Regions from separate parts of the Homo sapiens genome. Here region 2 is linked to region 1. The links are chromatin loops, found by intact Hi-C in ENCODE. Cell type or tissue: chondrocyte. All regions are shown on one strand.

Region 1 (4,000 bases):
AGGGACATTCAAAATTTTCACTGTGCCTCCTGATGAGGAGGAAGGGACGGCCATGACTTTTTTCATGGTGTTTGTAAAGAGTAGGGCAGATATAGTGAAAAGTTTCTGTCCTGGTTGGTCATTCTTTTCCCAACACTTTGGCTGGAAAGACTAAGATTTTCTTAGGGCGTGTTTTGTCTGTGAACGTTGGCATGTCTGTGTTATAGGCTCTTTGAAAGCCTGAGGCCTGGTTATGTAAGGAGTCAAAAAAACCAGAAACCTAGGGAATTCATCATTAGGTCATTCCTGGGTCTCAGGTTACTAGCCAGTTTGTCTTCTTTTCTTCACTTTTTCAGAATCTTCTGTTAGTTGCATTATAAATTTTATTCAGTTTTTTTTTCTTTTTGGTGATTAATGAGGGAATAGCATGGTATGTGCTTATTCCATCTTTTCGTAAATTAGGGGTTTGAGATAGCTTTTAAAAAATTATGCATAATTAGTTCTCACTGTTATTTTTGTTTTTTAAGCCTAAGGATTTTATTGGGGCAACTTCTGTTATTTTGTTAGCTTTTGAGTAGTGTGTTAACATGAATATGTACATTGTTAAGATCTCATTTTAGTTCTGAGCATCTCCTTTTTAGTCTTATCAAGTTTTCAGCCTGTACAGATGTGAATTTCTGTTTTTGCTAAGTACCCTACAGATAGCCAAAATAAGGAGTGGTTAGCATGGATTGTCAACTCATTCTTTTTTTTTTTTTGAGACAGAGTTTCGTTCTTGTTGCCTGGGCTGGAGTGCAGTGGCACGATCTCGGCTCACTGCAAGTTCCACCTGCCGGGTTCACACCATTCTCCTGCCTCAGCCTCAGAGTAGCTGGGACTACAGGTGCCTGCCACCATGCCCGGCTAATTTTTTTTTTTTAATTTTTAGTAGAGATGGGGTTTCACTGTGTTAGGCAGGATGCTCTTGAACTCCTGACCTTGTGATCTGCCCACCTCGGCCTCCCAAAGTGTTAGGATTACAGGCGTGAGCCACCGCGCCCAGCCGCTGTTCTTACTGTCTTTATGACCAATAAGGTAGAAGAGTACATAGTGTACAGATTTTTATATAATGTGTTGACTATATTAACATTCCTCTCCTTGCCTTCCAAAAAAGTCTTCAGTAATGAAGAGAAGGAATCCAACCAAGAGAAATTATACTAAGGTATGAGAGGTCTAGGTGGGCAGATGGCTTCAGCCCAGAAGTTCAAGACCAGCCTGGATAACATGGTGAAACCCCGTCTCTACCAAAAAATACAAAATTAACCAGGCATAGTGGCATGTGCCTGTAGTTCCAGCTACTCAGGAGGCTGAAGTGGGAGGATCACTTGAGCCTGGTAGGTTGAGGCTGCAGTGAGCTGAGATCATGCCACTGTACTCCAGCCACAGGGAAAGAGTGAGATCTTATCTCAAAAAAAAAAAAAAAGAAATTATACCAACATATTTACAGTTGGATAGTGGAATTCAATAGATTATTGACATTTGAATTGTTTCTTTGCTGTGTTTGTTGAGCATAAACTTAGAAATATCAAAAGAAATATATGTTTATATTCCTTAACATTTTATTTAAGGATGTGATGCATTAAAGGCAGTATTTTTTTTTTCCACATGTTTTTATTGCTTAAAGGTGGGAAAGGTTTTTATTCCTGGACTGCCAGCTCCCTCTCTGACGATGTCCAACACAATGCCTCGGCCCAGTACTCCACTAGATGGCGTTAGTGCTCCAAAGCCTCTTAGTAAACTCCTTGGATCATTGGACGAGGTAAGAAAAGGACTAGGTGTTGCCAAAAAGTTAACATTTTTTAAAGAAGTTTGGTTAAACATTAGTTCTTTCCATGGTTAACTTAATTTTAGTTTCTACTTGCAGAATAAATGTTTTCAAACAGAAGTGATTCAGTTAACATACACTGACCTCCCTTGTGATGTATGTGATACTTTTTGAAGGTGCTGGAGAGATGGAAATGATACATTCTTTTCCATCTAGGGATCTCACAATTGTGTGGAGTTGATGTACTGTCTGCATAAGAAATTAGAATTTAAGAAAGACTCATGACTCAGTAATGTGGAAAAGAGAGTACCATCGTTGATTGACTGATGGGAAGATGACATCCAATGGGAGGACATGGCAAAATCAAAGCCTCATCTCTGAGAGACATGTCAGTCTTCGTTTGGACCTTGGGGTTGAGTAGGATATCTGTAGGTAGAAAGGAGCATTCAGGGCAAGGAGAAACCACACAGGCACAGGCAGGAAGGCTAGATAATGCGGAACATTTTTTAATGGATATTTGTATCTTCATCTCCTAGTCATAAGGACTCAATAAATCTGTAGAATAAATACTTATAAAAGTACAAGTAGTCTGTAGGGTGAGGCAGGATAGGGTTTGGATAACAATAATAACCTTTTTTGGGCATTTTCTATGTGCTAGGCATTGTTCTCAGTGCTTTATTAGTATTAATTATTTCCTTAGAACAGTTTTATTGAGAAGAGAGTACTATGATTCTTTTTTTTTACAAATGAGATAGAGGTTACAAATGAAATAAACCTACTAAGTGGTAGAACTGGGATTTACACTCTTACCAATGTGCTCTTAAAGGGAGAAAGGATGAAAAGGTGGTTTTCTTCTGAATGCAATTGACAGGGCATTACAGGATTTTGAGAAAGGAGTTACGAGGTTTTGGATCTGTGTGGTAAATAGGTGTATTTTGGGATTAAAGATAAGGAGACCAGTTAGCCTCCAAGTGAGGTTGTCTGTGTCAGTTTAAGAAGTATGAGAGGGTCTGAGCTAGGGCAGTATATGTGTGGAAAGGAGGGATTAATATGAGAGGCCTTGAGAGGTGGAAATGAATTTGTCAGCTGATTGGTTTTGTGCTGCTGGGCTGGGGAAAAGTGATGTGGAACGAGGCTCCCAATTCTCTGAACGACCTGGGAAGGTACCTGGATTTACCAAGTTAGGAAGCCTGGAGAAAAGTGGTTTGTATTTAAAGGACATGTGAGTGTGGATGTTTAGGGACGGTTCAAAGGGAAGGTTAGTGCTATCAGTTGTATTTGATAATGTCTATGTCTTCATTATATTTTTAAACATGTGCCACATTGAATTTTTTTTCCTTCAAACCAGCACATTTGCGGAACATTGAAAGGGGGAATTGGAGAAGCGTCAGAGTGTTTTGTGTGATTTGGAAGAATTTCTTTTATAATGGAAAATGGTTTCCAACTTTTTTAGAATTCTATAAGCCTGGTAATAGTGCCTTTTTGATAGGTGTAAGGTCATGGAAATGATAGTCTAACACATTGGCTGATGGCTTTTCCACTTCTCTGGAAGATTTTGCTAGTAGACTTAGAGCCAGGACCAGTGGAGCTGAATTTTTCCTGGTGACTTTTAGAGTAGAATCTGGAATAGAATAAATACATCTTAGTCTTGATTGTCAGTGTTGACAAGATATTCACTTAGAGATATATAAATTGAATTAAAGGAATCAAAAAAGGATCAGTGGTCATGACTAGAGATTAAGATTGGAAGCATCTGCATGTAGATAGTAACTAAGACCATTTAAATTTTTTGTTTGCATATCTGCAGTTAAGCAAATAAATGCTGTTCCTGTATTTTTGAATAAATAATTGCCTATAGGGGAAATACCACTAAATACTGGTCTCATTTGTTGGCTTTTTCATTACTGTCCTTTCTTCCTGGGCTCTTAGTTCCTCAGCTGCCTCAAATCACAGTTTAGTCTTTTTTTTTTTTTTTTTTTTTTTTTTTTTGAGATGGAGTCTTGCCCTGTCATCCAGGCTAGAGTACAGTGGGGCAATCTCACCGTACTGCAACCTCCACCTCCTGGGTTCAAGCGATTCTCCTGCCTCAGCCTCCCAAATAGCTGGGACTACAGGCACCTGCCACCACACCTGGCTAATTTTTGTATTTTTAGTAGAGATGGGCTTTCACCATGTTGGCCAGGCTGGTCTTGAACTCTTGACCTCAAGTGATCCGCC
Region 2 (4,000 bases), 110 kb before region 1:
TTCGACCAAGGCGTGGGCGGGCCCACACTGCTGGGGGACCTGGCGCGCCCTCCACAGCTGCTGGCCCGGGTGCTAAGCCCCTCACTGCCCGGGAGTGCGCGGCCCGCGGAGCCCGCGCTCACCTGGAACTTGCGCTGGCAAGCACCGCCCTCAGTCCCGGTTCCCGCCGGCGCCTCTCCCTTCACACCTCCCCGCAAGCAGAGGGAGCTGACTCCGGCCTCAGCCAGCACAGAGAAGGGCTCCCACAGTGCAGCGGCGGGCCGAAGGGCTCCTCAAGCGCGGCCAGAGTGGGCACCGAGGCCCAGGAGGCGCTGAGAGTGAGCGAGGGCTGCTAGGCTGCTGTCACCTCTCACTGCCACCACATCAGTGGGCCCTTCTTACTTAAAAGGTGTCCGACAGCTAACCTGAGGACTGACTATTCTGTTAACAGATCTGCCTTAGATGCCTAAGGCATCCCTGCCTTTGAAGAGCTGAGGTTCGCTCCATCCTAAGCCCGCCAAGGCCTCTTCCAGCTTCTGTGTTTCCACGCACAGGCACCTGACGCACTTGGGCCATGACAGGTGAGGTGCTGTTTTAAAGAAGCCTCCTAATTCTTGAAAAGCACTGATGGAAAGACATAGCCTCTTTGTGGATTGTGCTATGTTTGATGGGAGTGCATACCTGAGGCCACAGTTTTGACACCAGGAAAGGAGGGAACCTGAGGTACAGCAGTCACAGGAGGCATGCAGGACCTGCCAGGAGCATTGCAGAGAAGTGGAGCCGGAGCCTGACGCCCTGGGACTTCCCTCCACTCTATTCCTTGCCATGGGCATGGCCAATGGTCTTCTAGTGTGGGCAGGGAAAGTATCCGCACTGATCATCTGAAGGATGCAAAATCAGCACAATCACAAAAAGGCTTCATGGAAGGACTCATCATTCAGCAAATGATTTATCACTAGCTAGGCGCCAGGACTCTGTTTATCTCTTTATCTAGATCAACAGTACTCCCAAGGCCAAAAGCCATAAAGGAGAAGATGCATGGACATAACCAGAGTATTTCAAAATGCCTTCAAGACAAAATTATTTTCAAAACATAGGCAAATGCAAAAGTCAAGTGAAAACTGGAGAAACTGTGTTTACAAGGAATCTAACGAAAACCCAATTTCCTTATGACATAAAAAAAGTATCAAATCAATAGCAAAAAGTAAAACAAAAACCTAATAAAAATAAAGCAAATGACATGATAGGACACAATCCTAAATAGATAAATACATAAATAGATGACTTTAAATAAGTTCTTAGCAATTTCAACCTCACATTTTAAAATTCACGAACTAGTTATTATAAGAGATCCTTTTTCACATATCCAAGTAAAAATTGTTTTACCAGCTTGACCATACACAATGTTTGCAGTGTTGGAGGGAAAGGTACCCTTACACACTGTTAGAGGTAAACAGGCGCCGCCTCTTTGGAATTTGGAATTTGTCAAATACGTAAGCATTTTAAATGCATGTAACCAATGACCCAGCTATCATCCTTTCTAAAATTGGTTTCACAGATAAACTCATTCCTTTTAAATAACTGATTTAATAAGTGACCTTAGGGCACAGATTATTTGACAAGAATATTTATTGTCTACTTGAATTCAGAGATTTTGGCACTGTGCAAGGCACACATGGGGAGTCTATAGATATGTGAATAAATAGCATCCCACCAGACAGCTAAGGACAGAATCATTGCCTGGAATTCTTTCCTCCGGGTATTGTCAATGCGATGTAAGAATATAAAACAAATAATGAGAGAATTCTAAAGCGAGAGGAAATAGAAAACGCTAACCCAAGGGGTTTGGCCGCTTTACCTCATCCTGACTCTAGATGGCAGCATCCGCTCACTTCCCCCAGCTGGGAGACTAGCTCCAGAAGCAGCCTGAATCCGAGCGAAATTGGAAGTTTTCCATGTAGGAGAATCAGCCGGGCACGGGCATCTGCTCAAGCCCCACTTGCAGTTAGGAGGATTCTCCCCACTTGAACGAACTCACAGAAGCAGATATCTGACCCCACTTTGGTCCGTTTACTCCATACATACAAGCCAAGGCATTTGTTTCTTTTTTTTTTCTTTTTTTTTTTTTTTTTTTTGTGGTGGAGGGGCGCTGTGATTTGTTTGGTTATGAGCCAGAAAAATGCCAGATATGTCCTGAGTGCTTCCCAAGCTCAATCACAGATAGGCACTTCCTTGACCTAACTGAGCTTCAAAAACGCATCAGCAAAAACACCCACGTAAGATGTCCGATGGGAGGCACCTCGGGACATATCCTAGGCAACAGCAGGGAGGCCCGCTTCCTCCTGCCGGCCGCGAGCAGCGCAGCACCTCTAGGGCCCGCGGAGAGAGCGAGGTCTCCCTGCCATGCGTGGGGTGGAGGCGGTGCTGTGCAGGACTCCCCTGCGGTCCACCTAGACTCTCAGCTTTAAAACTCCATTCCCAGGCTAAAAGGAAAAGAAAGCACTGGGAGGAGAAAACGGACAAGAAGTTCAAAACTCAGGTTATGGAAAAAGAGATAAATGAATCCTCACAGAAGCAATTTAGACTAGAGGCTTGAAAAGCCCAGGGTTATCTGGAAGAAATGAGATTTCCCCTAAGCATAAAACCTATGGTATGGAAATGAAACTGATTGAAGAAATACGTTGTGTGTGTGGGGGGGCGGGTGTCTATCTTTCAGTCTCTCTCTGTCTCTGTCTCTGTATCTCTGTCTGTCTATCTGCCTCTCTCTGTCTCTGATCTCTGTCTCTATCTCTGTCTGTCTCTATGTCTCTGTATCTCCCTATCTCTCTGTCTCTGACCTCTGTCTCTGTATCTCAGTTAACTCTCTGTAGCTCTCTCTGTCTCTATCTTTCTGTCTCTCTCTCTGTCCCTGTCTTTCTGTCTCTCTCCCACACACACACACACACACACTCCAAACAAAGTGTAGTGAAGGAGAGCTGGATAAATTACTGCGCACATGCTGAGGGAAAAGGCAGATTGATAGACAGGGGTGGCTAAAAAGCAACCCTGCGATCCGGTTCCCAGCAAATCTGCCACTCAAGTTTCTCATCTCATCAGGGATGGGAAGGAACAGAAGGCTCCACTGCGGTGCTGGCTGTGGGCTTATACGTTGCCGATCCCTGGGGACTGGACCTAGTGCTATTCTGCAGAAGGTAATTGAAGAAACCCTACTAGGAATGAAGAAACCCAAGTGAAGGAGGGTGACAGATGGAAAGGAATGCTTCTAAGCAGTTTTCGTGCAGGGTTGTGAAAATGAAGCGTCTATAGAGGAAAAGGACATGTTTCACAGGCTCAAGGATTTGAGTTTAAGCTTCAATAAAGATGAGAAACAGAGTAGGAATTTCCCTAGCAGTTCTTTGTACGGAAATTAGCGTGAAGATCTGAAGGGCTTCGGTACTGACAGCAACTTCCAAACTGCTTCAAGCCGCTCACCATCAAAATGAGGTGAATATCCAAAACATTTCCTCCCTAGAGAGAACTTCTGACAAGATCAGGGAAATGTAAGTTTAGCGACTAAACCAGGACGCGGTGGGCAGGCTCACGGCAGCACCCTCCACTCAGTGTGGCTTCCTTCCTGCCCCTGTCATCACCTGTGAGGTGTGGGCCTTGCAGCGAGATTGGGGTATTCACCCAGTTTTCTTCCTTGAGTCTAAGTGAGGATTGCTTGGTAGACATTAGAATCCACAAGCATAAAAGGTAACGTTGCAGGGGCTGAGGAAGCCACTGCCATCCGGGGAGCCACAGGACATGGAAGCTGAGGGACAGACGGCAGAGCCCTCAGAGGAGCTGAGCTAAAGAGCTTCTAGCAAAACTGCAGTTGCTTGGGGGGACTCGGCACTAAGATTACGACAATTTAGCATTAAGTATAACCCGGATAGGAGTAATTAAGCTTAATATTGCAGAAACAGTATTTTAAAGAAAAAAGATGGACGTATGGCCCAACGAAGAATTTTTTCTGATTTGTGGATTTATGAGTGAAAGT

Evidence for each region. A loop is a pair of places that touch in the nucleus more often than their neighbours do. Peaks named below come from ENCODE experiments on the same cell type or tissue, not always from the same donor. Only the 100,000 strongest peaks of a DNase experiment are listed, where the experiment ranks them.
Region 2: it touches region 1 in a loop (5-fold over the local background); 1 of 110 quality-filtered maps calls a loop at or near these places.

What each region holds. Positions count from the first base shown.
Region 1 is chr2:106,468,578-106,472,577 of GRCh38, reverse strand. It overlaps a transcript of RGPD3 not described here. Among named protein-coding and RNA genes, the nearest start is that of RGPD3, 2.2 kb to the right of the region's middle. In chondrocyte, CTCF peaks have their summits at 1,520 and 1,723 (motif pointing right); no DNase peak of the experiment used is centred here.
Region 2 is chr2:106,580,598-106,584,597 of GRCh38, reverse strand. No RefSeq gene overlaps it. Among named protein-coding and RNA genes, the nearest start is that of CD8B2, 95 kb to the right of the region's middle. In chondrocyte, CTCF peaks have their summits at 1,668 and 1,878 (motif pointing right); a DNase peak (open chromatin) is centred at 241.